2 separate regions of the Homo sapiens genome follow, and region 1 is linked to region 2. A link is a loop called in an ENCODE intact Hi-C map of the cell type or tissue named here. Cell type or tissue: PC-3. All regions are shown on one strand.

What was found. Peaks named below come from ENCODE experiments on the same cell type or tissue, not always from the same donor. Only the 100,000 strongest peaks of a DNase experiment are listed, where the experiment ranks them.
Region 1: it touches region 2 in a loop (23-fold over the local background); 1 of 110 quality-filtered maps calls a loop at or near these places.

The regions. Positions count from the first base shown.
Region 1 is chr7:20,300,633-20,308,632 of GRCh38, forward strand. LOC101927769 (a long non-coding RNA gene) reads left to right here. Exons shown (of 5, transcript NR_110117.1): 3 at 380-425; 4 at 5,160-5,391. Among named protein-coding and RNA genes, the nearest start is that of ITGB8, 26 kb to the right of the region's middle. In PC-3, no CTCF peak of the experiment used is centred here; a DNase peak (open chromatin) is centred at 1,149; H3K27ac peaks cover 1,229 bases.
Region 2 is chr7:20,026,833-20,034,832 of GRCh38, forward strand. It overlaps MACC1-OT1 (MACC1 3' UTR overlapping transcript 1), which reads right to left. Exons shown (of 6, transcript NR_110114.1): 3 at 2,087-2,127. Among named protein-coding and RNA genes, the nearest start is that of MACC1-OT1, 110 kb to the right of the region's middle. In PC-3, no CTCF peak of the experiment used is centred here; a DNase peak (open chromatin) is centred at 4,349; H3K4me3 peaks cover 367 bases; H3K27ac peaks cover 1,222 bases.

The sequences.
Region 1 (8,000 bases), 270 kb after region 2:
AATAAAACTGCTGTATCTCATTTTGTGTGTAATAAATGTGAATGCAGAAAGCAACCTTGCTTAATGAGATATCTTGCCCAGGTCATAATCTCTTTGGTATTTGCCATTCTCCATCACTATCCGTTATTACCTATCACTCATCTTCATAGAGCAAATACATCATCTTTCATCAGGAAATGGATTACATTGAGGGGAAGAATATGCTCTTTGTCTTCCAAAGAAGAAAAGATGAAGGAATGAGTTGAGGGACTTAGGAACAAACAATAACTATATGCTAGATGACCTCCTAGGCATTTTACAAATATTACCACATTTAATATGCTTTTTAATTTAGTTTTCACAACAAATGAATAAAGTTTTATCATCTCTCTTTACACAGGTGAATCCAAAGGCTGAAAGAGACTGAGTAACAGCTATTAAGTAAGGTAGTAGAGCCCACTTTTACTCTGCTAAAATTCTGAGCTAAAGACTAGCATAGGCTGGGCGCAGTGGCTCACGCCTGTAATCCCAGCACTTTGGGAGGCCAAGGCGGGCATTATCACCTGAGGTCAGGAGTTCGAGACCAGCTTGGCCAACATGGTGAAACCTCATCTCTACTAAAAATAAAAAAATAGCCAGGTGTGGTGGCACACACCTGTAGTCCCAGCTACTCAAGAGGCTGAGGCAGGAGAATCACTTGAACCTGGGAGGTGGAGGTTACAGTGAGCCAAGATCACACCACTGCACCCCAGCCTGGGCGACAGAGTGAGACTCTGTTTAAAAAGAAAAGAAAAGAAAAAGACTGGCATAAATGCCTAAGTTTTTTTTTTAATCCCTTTTGTTACAGCTATGACATCACTCTTCAATATAAATTCATGTCCTTGCATGTGCAAGTTAATCAAAAGTTAAGCAAGAAGTGTTTGTCTTAGTAAGAATTTTGGTTCATTATAGACCTAAGAATGAAAATTTCAAAGTCCAAGGCTTAGGATATGACCTATTTCTACAGGAGATACTAACCGGGGATACAGAAGGTTTACCTTAGTCAAATCATTCCTTCATTTCTTTATCTAACACCATTGCTTTATTTCAAAGTCAAGACGAAATTTGAAACTGAACGTGGATTCTGTGCTCTAACAAAGTTCTGTGACCTTAACATATGTACCCAGACTTTTACCACTCACAGTCATCTCCCAGACAGAGGAAATGACTCATCTTTTTTAAAAAATGGAAGTCTTAAAGCTAACATAAAATATCCCATGACAAAAATATCTTTTTATATGTAATATAGGAAGTATGAACTTGTGTATTTTTATAAATGTAATTCATTTTCAGATCTTTAATTCTCAAGTATCTCTGTCAAAATTTCATCCAAAGTAAACCCATAACTGAAAAATAGACTATTAACAGAAAGGAACAGCTATTCTTGGGTTTAATTACATATATAAGTTTTATATAAAAATTTTGAACTTATTTAAAAATGTGCATCTATTACAACACCATAACTCCAAATTCCGCAAAATTTTTAAAATTGTTGAAAATAATGGTGTACTTTATTTGATTACAAATAAGGTATGATTAATAAAATACGACCAAACTAATTTTGTACTTAAAAATTTAGACAATTTAAGACTCAATTTGAAGGGGTCAATTGAAATTACTAAAATTCAGACTGACCTCACCATGAACATTCAGCACGAAAAAGCCATTTTCAAGGAGCTAATGTCCAATATACTTTTTTTTAAGATGGAGTTTTTAAAGACGGAGTTTCGCTCTTTCACCCAGGCTGGAGTGAAGTGGCGCGATCTGGGCTCACTGCAACCTCGGATCCCCGGGTTCAAGTGATTCTCCTGCCTCACCCTCCCGTGTAGCTGGGATTACAGGCGCCTGCCACTACGCCCGGCTAGTTTTTTGTACTTTTAGTGGAGACGGGGTTTCACCATGTTGGTCAGGCTGGTCTCAAACTCCTGACCTCAGGTGATCCACCTGCCTTGGCCTCCCGAAGTGCTAGGATTACAGGCGTGAGCCACCGCGCCCAGCCCACAGCATACATTTTTATATGATAAGGTACATCATCTCAGAAGACAGACAGAATAGCTTCAGATATGAACCTCAGAAAGAAGTTCAAAAGGCAAAGAGATCTGCTTCAAAAAGAAAAATCAAAAGTTGAAGGTCTTGCTCCAAAAGAGGGATTTAATTTAAATTACTCCAAAAAGAATGACTGACTGATATCCAAAGAAGAAAAAAGTCTTTGCATTCCTGACATCTGATATCTTAATGCATGATACATAAAAAGCAATATATTTCAAGGACACACTAATAATCCCCCATGCAAAGGGGGGATTATCCTCCAGGGGGGGAATGGGGGGAGAGAGAGACACAGAGAGAGAGAGAGAGAAAGTACATACACAAGCCTGCCTGTTACTGGAGGAGCATGGGTGCCAGGATCTTTGACCCAAGGGTCCAAAAGCTTGGCTGAATACAGCATTTCAGTTGTGCCCTGAAGTGAAAGCAGTAAAATAAAGACCAAAGAAAGCTCTACGTTTAAAGTCAAGACCAAATTGCATAAGAACCAAGGATGTAACCTAGGATAAATGCCTAGCAGAACAAAAAAACACCCAGCATTTTGAAGGTGATGGCAGGCTGTGAGAAGGCAGGTTGTAGAAATGATGAGGTTGTTTTATGGCATGCTTTTATTGGCTGTATTAGAGAGAATGTGAGGGTGGGTTGGGTATGTCCTTGAAGTTATAGGACTTTGGTTTAAATAAACTTTGTTGCACATCCAGTAATAATAGGCAAGCCATTTCTTATTCTTGGTTTTTATTTTCTTCTCTTTTGTTCTGGCTTTTTTTCCATAATTCCTGCCTTAGTTAATGACACCACCACTTCCCTCTTGGAGCAACCCAGAAAGAAGGGAGTCATCCTAACTCTTCCTCCTGCCACCACACGTAATCTTTGTCTTTAAACAGACTCAGTGTGTTTCACTTAAGTAAATATATTTGGAAAGAAAACTTCATATTACTTACTAAAAGGGAAAATGACTATTAGTTCTATAAAAGAAATCTATTTTTTTTAAATTAATGAAAATGAAATTACATCATTAAATGTTGGCAGAAATTCATTTACTCTTTGTTAGAAAGGCTGATTGGAAAATACCATTTAAGGCCAGGCACAGTGGCTCACACCTGTAATCCCAGCATTTTGGGAAGCTGAGGTGAGTGGATCACCTGAGGTCAGGAGCTCGAGACCAGCCTGCACAACGTGGCAAAACCCAATCTCTACTAAAAATACAAAAACTTAGCCAGGCGTGGTGGCGGGCGCCTGTAATCCCAGCTGCTTGGGAGGCTGAGGCAGGAGAATCACTTGAACCCGGGGGGCGGAGGTTGCAGTGAGCTGAGATTGCACCACTGCACTCCAGCCTGGGCGACAAGAGTGAAACTCCATCTCAAAAAAAAAAAAATACCATTTAAGACACAGATTAGCATCAACCTAAGCCTTTCTCCGGAAGTTAATTAGAGGGGGTAACAGATAATTAAAAATTTTTTTAAATCATGCGACAATATGATTTCATGCTTCATCCTCATACAACCAAAATGTTATTTGTGAATGAGTCCCACACTTTGGGAAGCACTAGACTATGATATACAATTCAAACTCAGTAGCCTGCTATGATCTTACTCCCAATTCCCTTTTGATCTGATTTCCTGCCACTCCACAAGCCATATTTACAACTCTATTCCTGCTAAAGGACGTATCATTTGGCCCTGGGCATTCTCCATTGTGTCTACTGAGAAACCTATTAGGCCTCTGAAGAGGTTCTTGATGTAAAGTTTTCAGACCCCACCCAGGCACCTTTCTCCTTAGTATGAGCAAAGGTTATCACCTTGACCAAACGCTAGCAGGCTCCTCTGAGTTCTCTTGTTGACTAGGACTCAAGCTTACCTTTCTAGGTTGAACAAACACTAAGGCAGTTTCTAACAGCTCAACATTGTTTACTTAGGATGAGCCTATCCCCCACTTAAAGTCCAAGCCTGATAAAGAATTTCCTGTTGTCCCAGCCAACACCTGGAGACCAGCATCCCGCTTTCCAGTCTCTGTGGGAGGGGAGGAGCCGAACTTCAATAAACACCAGTAAACAAAGCTAGATGGGTTTCACGTGGACTAACCTCGTTTCTGGATTTTTGTAATTTTTCATTTTCCTGAAAAACTATGGAATCCCAACTCACCTTCTCCCTGCTCCTTCATTCTCCCATTAAAATACCTAATCACCTCTGTACAGGTCATTGTTGAGCTTAGTTCACGTTGCACTCTTTTCCCTATTGTAATACTATATATTAATTCTTACCATTTTATTTAGTGTCCAGCATTGTTTATCTTTCGCAGCATTTCATAGCTACTTCTAATGCACTATATTCTCATTATTCATTGAACTATCACTCTCACCCGCTATGCTGTGTTCTGTTTTGTACTCCGAGTCCTGAGGTCAGCCCCAGTATTGGGATCACTCCTGTAATCCCAGCACTTTGGGAGGCCGAGGAGGGTGGATCACGAGGTCAGGAGATCGAGACCATCCTGGTGAACACGGTGAAACCCCGTCTCTACTGAAAATACAAAAAAAAGTTAGCCGGGCTTGGTGGCGGGCGCCTGTAGTCCCAGCTACTCGGGAGCCTGAGGCAGGAGAATGGCGTGAACCCGGGAGGCGGAGCTTGCAGTGAGCCGAGATGGCGCCACTGCACTCCAGCCTGGGCGACAGAGCGAGACTCCCTCTCCAAAAAAAAAGAAAGGGGGAACTAAGTTACCTGACTGCTATGAACAGGGTCATGAGGAGAGACTCTAACACATTGCTTTAGTTTTGTTTCAACTTCCAAATCATAAGAGGGACATTACACATTGCATTCAATTCTATAGTGTAAAAATAAAATAAAAATATCAGCTTACTTTCCTTCTTTCTTAGTTTGTCGGTATCATTTTTAATTCTAATGTTTTGTTAAACCTCACACCTTCCTCTTTTGAATTTCTACTTCCTTTTAAAATGGCAATTGCCTTTTTATTTTCATATCTTTTGTCTTATATTAGTAAGAGCATTTCTCTAATTATAACATGGGGAATTTACATGTGGGTTACAGGGGAGACTAGATTTTTACATCAAAATTAATTTTGTTTTATTTGCTCCTAATTTATAGGTGAAAATGTTATTTTACATGGAAACCTATTTTGTTCCATAAAACTAAATAAACCATAACCCAGAAGTGCAATGAGACACACACAGCATGACCACATTATTTCTGAAAGCTGAAGAGTTGCCAGTCTGTTGATCTCAAACTTCATGAACCACACAGTTCAGTTCAAATTGTTTCCCTGAAATTGCTTTGAGCCTCTGCCAAACAGCCACTGAAGGACTCCGAAAAATACAAGGTAAGGAGATGGCACCTAAGAACATTTTTTTAAAAATGTTAACTCTTTTATTGAAGTTTATTTCATTGCTTTTATCAAAGAGACTGATGTCACATCAGACATTTCCTCACCTAAAGGTAACACGCAATAATTGCCATGATAGCATACTATTCAGAACATGGAACCAAATGTGTGGCCTGCATGGGCATTCTTCCTTTGCCAATGAATTGCAAATGCTTCTTTCTATCTACAAGTGTACCAACGTTAAACATTAAATGTGGAGGTCTTATAGTGGGTTGATCTTTAGAAAATCAGGTCTCCTTTCTGTTTTCAGTTGCTGCCAGCATCACCTATCCACAGAATCAATGTTAATGATGTTAATGAAACCAGGCAATATATTAAAAGCTCTAGCCACAATCATTAACTCGAGTCTGGAGTAAACCATGTATTCCAGGGCCCAGTATGCAGAGCGCCTGTGAGGTGTCAGCAAGCTGCAGATATCCAACAATGCTGTTACCTAAACTTCACTTTTGTGTGCCTGTCATTGTAGGCATCCTCCACTCCACACCCTAAGCTAAACCATCACTTGTTGAACAGGGGCCCTGCCTCATGACTAGTATTTGGCCTTGAACTTCACACTCCGTTCCCTAGACACTGGCTGGAGCTTTGCTTCTAACTGAATGGGCCTTATCTTTCTCTTGCCTAGCACTAAAGCCCTAACATTGCCTGCAATTCCTATTGTCATACCCTCCCCACCAGATTCCAACCCCTGATAAATCATTCCTGGCCCAGAAACATAGTTCCACTACCCTGGGATATGATGATTTGGAATGCTGGTGACTCACCCGACTTTTAGACCCTTAGTGCTAACCCCTTTGTTCTTTCTTACTTCTTTTTCCCTGACTTAAGACCCAGCATATGTCAAAGCAGATATGGTATGTAAGATAATGTCAGTGTGCAAAAAGCACTCATCGTATGAAGAAACTTAAGTGTATCTTTTAAGTCAATGCAAATAATCACCACAATTAATATGTTTTGTGGATTTTAACTTTTTTAATGAAAACAAACTTTTGCATTTTCTCTAATGAGAAAAAAGTATAGTTTCCTTTTGTTTTATTTATTTTTTCATCATTTGATAAGGCACAGGATCAAGTTATTCTTTTTGAGATGCCATAATATGCTAGGTATTGGAATGGCCAGCTAGCACTTGCATTGTATAGTTAACATTGTGCTATAAGCGTGGTTCTTTCTAAAAGCTTTCAGTACTGTTTATAGTTTGTGCTACCCAGTTCCCATGGTAACGTGTTTGTTCCCATGGAGAAACAAAGTGAACACCTAACCAGAGCTGAACTTGAAGATATAAAACTTCACTCAGTAGATAATTTGCTCAGAGGCTATTAAGGAGGAGAAGGAGAAAACAGAAGAACAGAAAATATATCTAGGTTTCTAGTTCCAGTTCAAAGTTAAGAAACTACTGATTTACTTTGACCTGCTATGTAACAAATCATTCTTGGTGTCATTATTTGCAACTTTAAGGAGACCTTTTTTTTTTTTTTCTCAAAAGCAATTTTAAAAGTAACTACTTAGACAAAGGGCCCTTTTTAATGGTGATTTGATAGTTTATCTTAGCAATTTGGTCCTTGTAGTTGCAAACTGTATTTCCATATTTCAAGAATTTTTAGAATTTTCATAAAACCATCTAAATTCAAGTAAACTTGATTTCTTAAAAAAACTATAAACTAAAGCAATAAGAATGTGAGCAAATGATCATAAGATTATCTTTAATGAAAACAGATTCTTTGCTTTCTTTAATGCCCAGAATTTTTCAAGCCTAGCTATTGCCAGTTTATGCCATTTGAAAAAAGCTTGAAAGCTGCAAAAGGATGTAAATTTAGCTGCTTTGGTTTAACGTGAGGAAAGTTGATAGCCTTTGTTAAGGCTGACACTACCATGCCAAATTCCTAACAACGTTACAGCAGGACTTTGAATGCCAGTAAAATAATTCACATCCATTTGCAAGCTCCAGTCAAGTGGCATAAACTCCACTTGTAGAAGACAAAGCAAAATGACTGGGCTCCTCCCGTGGCTCTGGCTCTTCACTCTGCTGCCGCCCTCCCTCCCGAATGTTGATGTTTTCTCCCCCCACTTTATAATCTAGACACTTGCTCCCTTTCCATTTGATACTACTTCTTTGTTTGCTGTTCTTCAGCCCTCTTTGTGCTTTTCTGACCTCCTTTTTTTCCATTCTGTGCCGCTGTTCCTGTTCTACATTTCATCATTTTTTTCTCCGGCTTCACTTTTGTGCATTACACTCTTCCCACTTCAATCTTTAGCCATTTTTGTATTGTCCCGACTTTCATTCTTCTTATTTACCTTTAGTTTATATTCTTTCTGACCGCCTTTTCTTCTTCTCTTTGCAGCCCCTCTATTAGAAGTTCGGCATTTTGCTCCAACTTAAAAAAAAAAATGTATTGTTGCTGGATGACATTCTTTTCTCACTCCTTCTGTGTATTATTTTTCAATAGTTGTTTAAATCCCAGTCCCACTGACTTCGTGCAAAGGATTATGATTAAAGCGATTTTGAGTATTTCTTTAATATAGTAAAATGTGAAAAAAAGTTGCCTTAGAAA
Region 2 (8,000 bases):
TTCTGGTCAATTATATCTCAATAAAGATGAAAATTATTTGTTTAATTAGGGAACTTTTTTTTAAAAAAAGAAATGCCTGGAATGCGCTCCTGCTGCTCCTGTTTCTCAGTTAGCAAACTTCCTTCTGATTGAAATTTAAATGTTACTTCACTGAAACTTTTCCTGACGCTCCTGATAATGTCAGCCATACAGGATCAGGACCCTATACCTAACCTTGAAGACCTACTCACAATGTTGATTGAACAATTACTAAATTAACTTATTTAATATACATATCCCGCACTAGAAGAGCTCAGGACACTATCGGTGTTTTACACTATTATGTACTTGGCATCTAGTTATGTATTGTACCCACCAGAGACATGCAATGTAACTGCTGAATGATAAATGTTGGGCAGAGTAGAGTAAGAATCCTCTGTTTCTCCTAATTCTGTGGAATAGTTTGCTTAACACTGTCGTTATTTCTTTATTTGGAACAGCTTCTCAGGGAAGCCATTTGGTTTTTGGAATATTCTTTAGGGAACATTTTTTGCCTGCCAACTTCATTTTTAAAAATATTTATAGAACCATTCAGCTTTTTAAATTTTTTTAGTAGCCAAATTTAGTAAAATTCATTTTGTAGTGTAATAGGGGACCTCACTTTTAAAAATCATACACTTTTTGTTTCTTCTTTCCTTCCCCACTCACTTCCTTCCTTTGAGGGAATGCTCTAGACATTCCCATCTTCTAGCAATTCATGCTTCCCTAATTATGCTCTCGTTTAAGAAATACCAAAGGCTAATCTTAAATGAGGGAAGGAGACCCCATTGTGGAATCTTCCCGAGTAGGGGTAGTCGTGAACAATGAGTCTACCACCATGCACGGAAGTCAAGGTAAGACCAATAAGCCCTCAGGAAGATCAATATCCCAAGATAGCCATAGGAACAAGACACACAGACCCTGGATCCTGCACTACTCTTGCATATCTCTCATACCAAGTTTCTCTTTTAAAACCCTACGGTAAATTTTAAAATTTAAGGTGGTTCTTTAGCGTGATAGTTTACCATTTTCTCAGTATGCTGGCTCTCCAATTAAATCTGCTTATCCTCCCACCAACCGTCGCCTCTAATGTTTGGCTTGCAGGTAGTGAGCAGTGGAACCTAGGTCCAGTTATACCACTAATATTGTGGTTTTATCTATTTCTCCTTGCATATGAATTTCAACACCATATGAGTGTGTGTGTGTGTATGTGTGTGTGTGTGTGTGTGTGTTGTCTTTATAGATATTAAGAATATGTTACTAGGTACTGACATGGTTTGGCTGTGTGTCCCCACCCAAATCTCATGTTGAATTGTGATCCTGAATGTTGGAGGTGGGTCCTGGTGGGAGGTGATTGGGTCATGGGGGCAGATTTTCCCTTTGCTGTACTCGTGATAGTGAGTGAGTTCTCATGAGAACTGATTGTTTAAAAGTATGTAGCACTTCCCTTTTCCCTCTCTCTCTCCTGCCATCATGTGAAAATGTGTTTGCTTTCCCTTCACCTTCTGCCATTGATTGTAAGTTTCCTGAGGCCTCCCCAGCCATACCTCCTGTGCAGCCTATAGAGCTTGAGTCAATTAAAGCTCTTTTCTTTATAAATTATCCATTCTCAGGTAGTTCTTTGCAGCTATGTGAGAATGAACTAATACAGGTATCTACAAATGTAAAAAGGGTTATATGTTTCTGTTGATGAGCTTATTGTGAAGTCTTCACCTCCAGCAGTAGACTTCCTTTAACTTTGAACATACCTCCTTTCTCCTTGCACTTTAAACTTTATATTCCATGTTTCTTTTATAAGCAGTATATAGATTTTGTACTGTATTTTGAATTACTTTTTCTATAATTGGAGAAAATAATCTATTCATTTGGAAGGTAATTATTTATTTGTGGTTTCACCTATTTATTCTGTACTATTTCTTTTTCTCTCCTTTCTTTTCTTCTACTGGATTGGTCAAATATTTTATAAATATTTCAGTATTTTCCACCCCACTTACTTAAAGGCATTATCTTTATTTATATGCCCAATTAATGGTTACCATAAAAATTATAATATAATTTACTTACTTACCTTGTCAAAGTCTAAGTTCAACAATGTCTTTATTCTTCTCCCTGCAAATATGGAGACCTTAGATTATTTTCCTCCATTTAATTCAATACAACTTCTATATTATTCATTTTGTTATTTTTATTACATTGTTTAAGAACCACAAAAAATTAATATGATTATTATTGACCACATTATTTGTTCTCCATTCATTCTTTTTCTCACATCTTCCAATGGAATCATTTTATTTCAGCTTGAAATATATCCTTTTCAATTTTATTTCTTTATTTGCTTATTTATTGACACAGGGTCTCACTCTGTCACCCAAGCTTGAGGACAGAGATGCAATCATGGCTCACTGCAGCCTCAACCTACTAGGATCAAGAGATCCTCCCACCTCAGCCTCCTGACACTACAGGTGCGTGCCACCATGCCTGGCTAATTTTTGTAGAGACATGGTCTTACCATGTTGCCCAGGCTGATCTCAAATTCCTGAGTTCAAGTGATCTGCCTCACTCAGCATCTCAAAGTACTCGAATTAGAGGCTTGAGCCACTATGCCCAACCCTTTTCAAGTTCCTTTAATGAGGCTCTGCTGATAATTAACTCTCTCAATTTTTTAAATTTTTGTATTTGTTATTTTTACATAAAAATATTTCTTAGCTCATTCTGGAAATCTATTTTGACTTGGTGTAGAATTCTAAGTTATAATCTTTCAAAACATTTCAAATATTCCTTTGAATTTTGACTTCCATTTTTGCTGCTGAGCAAATTTAATAGCTGCCCTCTTTTTACTCTGCTTTGAATTTGTTTCTATCTTCTTTGTTCTGTGAAATTTCAGCCTCTAGATGTAGATTTTATTTTATTTTTATGCTTGTTGTTTGTTGTGATATGGAGTCTGCAAATTGGTGTCATCACTTCTGGAAGATTTTCAACCATTGTCTTTTCAAAGCCCCAGCGAAAATGGGATTATTTTCTGAGACTGATTAATTATACTGTATACCTTCTCACTTGATATTCTATCTTTTACCCTCTTCTCTATAATTTCTAACATTTTTTCATCAGTGCCGTATATTAGTTTATTTTTGTTTTTGATGCATCTATAAGTTTCTAATTATCTCTTCAGCTGTGCCTAATTTGCTATTTAAAATGTTCCTTGAATTATTTAATTTTTTTTTAATTTCTGAAAGTTTCATCTGGTAAAAATCTGTAAACTTACATATCTGCTATGTTAATATTTTAAGTTGCATATATTACTTGCATGTATTTTCAAAATTATCTTTCACTTATTTAAACATATAAGCATAGTTGTTTTTTTCCTCCAATATAATAGCCTGTATCTGAATCTGAAAATTCTAATTTACAGGAATCTTTGTGGGTCTCTTTTCACTGATGGTGCAGTATATCTTTATGTGCTTTGTTAATTTTGACTATTTGATGTTTATTCTTTAAGAAATAAAATCATTTTGATAATTTAAAGTACAGATAAATGTACTATAATATTTTCAAAAAGAAAGCACAATTGCTTCTGCTAGGTGCCTTGGTGCACCTCTAGTCTAGATTCACCTTAAAGCAAATGTGGAGCTGAGATTCTCAGACTGCCCAGACAATGTGAAACCATGCGGCAAGCCCACGCAGGGCTGGTAAGCTTTTGGTTCACTCTTATCCTGAGGGTGCAGCCCTTTGCTGTCCTGGATGTTATTGGAAGTAGTTCTCCTCTAAGCCTTTTTACTTGTATGTCCTCTGAGCTTTAATTTATTCCCTTTTGACTCATAAGGCATCAAAGTAAAAGTACAAATTTGCTAAAATAGGGAAGCATCTGTAATGCAACAGAAAATTCATGCTCTGCTTACCTTTCTAGGTTCTTGTTTTGCCTTTATTTGGCCTAATAACTTCATACTATTTTGTCAGTAATCCACAGCTTTTGAGAAAGATTGTATCCTGCAAGTTTAGTCATAGATTGTGAGTGTGAATAACTTAGTTTGCCTTTACTAAAAACAAAATCGTCTTCTAAAGTCATTCCCTACAGTCCACAATGAGCCCACAGCTAGAAACAGATCATTTTTCCTTCTGAAAGCAGAACAAAAGAAAATGAAATATGTGATCTCCTGAGTGTCTTGTACAGCTGAATTTCACATGCCTTGTCTTTTTATCTTTCACAAGGACTATCAAAGTGTCTCACACAGTAGATGCTCATGTTTACAATATGAGTAAATACAATTTACCATATTCATGTGGCTACATTTACCCACAGGAATTTTTATAAATACCTACAACTATGTAATTTGAGCTTAACATTAGATACTAATTTCCCTGGAATAGCAATGGTAGGAGGGGGAATCCCTGGGAGCTTAATTTAGACATATGACTAGAAAAGAGAAGTCAACTCAGAGCCACAAAACTGAACTTCAATTCTGACAAAGGGGAGGGGAAATTGCATTTTTAGGTTTGGTGAGACAGTGAGAACCTGAACTCTCAAATTGGACAGATCTGGATTTGAATCTCAGCTCTGCCACTTTCCAGCTACCTGACCTTAGGCAAGTTATTTAATCTCTTATAAGGGAACGATAGTAATATATTTTTCACTAGGTGGGACTCAAAGTCAAATGGGGTAATAAAGGTAATTTTAAATGCACAATGACTGACTCATAGAAGGTGATCAATAAATATTGAGACTATCATTTCATTTTTCTGTCCTGAGAAATAATTACCATCTCACAACATAATTTGTCACCACTAATTAGGCATACAGAAGCAGAGTAACAAAAATCTTTTATATTAATTACCAATTCTGGTAGTTAGCCATTGGCTGCTTAGAACACAGTGCTGAGAAAGATTCTGAGGAAAGCATATAACGACTGATTATCAGCATCTTCCATGAAATCAGTGATAAGAACCAGGTGCATCAGTGCCTTTTATGTGCCATAATTCACAAAGATTGTTAGAGGGATATAGGCAAACACTCCTATAATAGCACCTATACCTCTATAATACAGTATCCTTCAGTCAAGGCCAGGATTTACTTGTAAGTTTTTGCCCAGATCATAACTTTTTCATATATGTAGGCTGTAAACACAGACTTTTTATTCCTTATTCATCAAATTATCTGCTCAGAAAACTAAAATATTCTGTCTGTGTCAGAGAGTTCAGTATATCATCCCAATTTAATCAGATCAGCAGAAGTGAACACTATCTAGCCTGGCCACTTAGCTATGTTTTCAATGACCTTTTCTCTGCTTTCTTCTCCAGTTGAAATTCCCAACTTAATTTGTCATATTCCTTGACTTGCATTGTATGTTGCTTCTACAAATCTATTACATGACTATGCATTTGACTATTTTTGTTTAATCATAGCCTTGATTAGGCCATGATATTATGAGGTCACCAAAAAGCCATCTCAATTTGCAGAAGGTCATTTACCTCTTGTATATGCCCAGAACCAGGCACAGAGCTGAGCACAGAATAGGCAATCAAAAGTTATTTGTTGCATTTATATGTGGGTAGATCAATAACTTAATTTCTATAGAACAATATTCTTTTGTTTGCTCTTATTGTAATATATTGCTTTTATTTAATAAGCCACAAAATACTTCAAAATGAGACTGCATTTTTTGTATACATTTTACGCAGTAATGTAAGTAAGGCATAACTTTATTTGAATCACAATACAACCCACAATTCTATATTTTAGTAGAAAAGAAGCTGAAAGTTTCAAAATCTCAGAAGGGTCTACTTTTGTTTGAATCAATGCAAAGGCCATGAGAATGTGACATCTTGATGCATCTGGTCAGACATAAATGTCCTTATAATGATACTTTGGAAAGTTACTTTTGAATTCCCACTTGGTTAGACTATGTAATGAGAGTGGCACCAAGGGTTGTGTAGTCTGTATCACATCCTCATTCCCCAGAGATGGATCTTCTTTTGAAGCACTTAAAAACTTAAAAATAGATTTTTATATAGAAGTCCCATTATCCCATCTCATATCTTTACCAAAAACTGGAAGTTGTTGAGATTGGAAATTTTGTACGTCTTTTATTCTGATTTGTTATAGTAGTTTGAGAGTGGAAGTGCCTTTGCAGATGTTAGGGAAAACACTACCCACTCAATGGGTAAAAAAAACAAATCTCTCTTCCACTGGACAAGATACTTACTTCATTGAAACCAAGCATGATTCATTGCTATTTTCAGCAATAAAACACCAGTGAGGTAACTGGGCATAAAATATTACTATTTTTTGCTTTTTTAATCATCATTTGAACCCATGTTCAAGGGGAAGGTAGAGGTAGGAATGAGGGAGGAAGGGAGAGACAGAAAAATGAATTAAGGGAGACACAAAAACTACTATGACTGTTCTTTTGAGCTGTGTTGTCTCTAAAGTTAAATACCTCAGTTTATTTCCTCTACAAATCAATCTTACGCCTCTGAAGTCTGGTGCATTCACTTGCCTTTTTGATTATTTCTTTAGAACCTAAACTCAAAGATAAGCACTTTTGGAGAACACAGCTAAACAAATCCATCCCTTGCATTATGTCTCTTCAGCATTTACAACTCTTTCAGACAGAAAATACAGTCCACAGAGATCACCCTGCTGTGTTGCAGATGTTGCAAATGTCATTTCTACTGGATATTTCCCTCTAGGAGTTATTTTGCTTTTCCATAGAGGAAAATGGTTCCCCAAATACCTTCTTTGGCCTAAGCAGTCTACGGGCATTTTAAATCAAAGGCACTGTCTGTGCTGAAGGGAGCAATAGTGGCTCCCACTTGTTAAGGGAAAAGGAAGATTCATAAGCAGTTCTAACAAATGCAAGGTCCAACTAGAAGCCTTGGGCTAGAATGACTTTTGCTTGCTGTTGTGTCAGCCAAAGGCTGTGTTGCTTCAGTGAGCTCTATTTTTGGAATCATAGAGCTGATGCTACAAATCATCATGAGGTTGTCTTACTAACTGTACTAAAATTTCCATTCCTTGTATCACTTAGGAGCTAGTCATTGCGGTTAAAACATAGCAAGAATGCTTGTTTGACAAAGAGCAACATAACTATAATTATTAACAATGAAATGATTTTGCAACCAAAACAACAGTTTGAATAATGTTGGGAAACCTAGTGATTTTTTAAAGTTGTTTTTGTTTTGTTTTTCGAATCATAATTAGGGCACAAACCAGAGTTTAGTTCCCAGCTCCCTGACGTAGTAATAAAATTTTAGGAGTCCCCTGTTTAACATTCCTGGGCTTCAGTGTCTTCGTGTTAAAATGGAAATTGTATAACATTTCAAGAGGTTGCTGCAAGATGTAAAAGAAGAGGCCATGTATGCAATGCATTTGCAGAATATCTGACATACATAAAGCACTCAAAAACACTTCCTCCTTTGTTGAAAAATCATGGCTCATATTCAAAAAGAGTCTCTTACTGGACAGGAGATTACTGAAGTCACTGATCATTTTTAATGGTGCTGTTTAATTTGTCTCTAGCATTTTTCTTCATTTCCCCATTGTGTGGTTCTGGTAGATTGAAATAACATGAGGCTTGGGCTACTGCTCTTATTGTGACATTTTGATACAGTTCTGACCAAATATTTGAATAGAAAGACCATGAAATATAATGTGCTAGTTTATCGATTTCAAGAAAGTTTCATTTTTTAAATTAACCACTGTGAAACACTAAACTAAACTAAACTAAACTTCCTAAACTAAAAGTTAGGAAGCCAATCTGATTCACTGTGTGTAGTGTTTTAGAATTTGTGCAAATCATTTCACAAAACCTTTCCTCATTTGATTTTCATAAAAACATTATAAGGGTACGCAGGCATTTTTCCACCTAAAGTTAGTAAACTAAGGATCCAAGTGATGAATTCACTTGCATAGGAACAAACACCAAGTTATAAGATTAGTAATTCAAGTCTCCTAAATTAAAAAAAAAAAAAAATGGATGCTCTTTTGC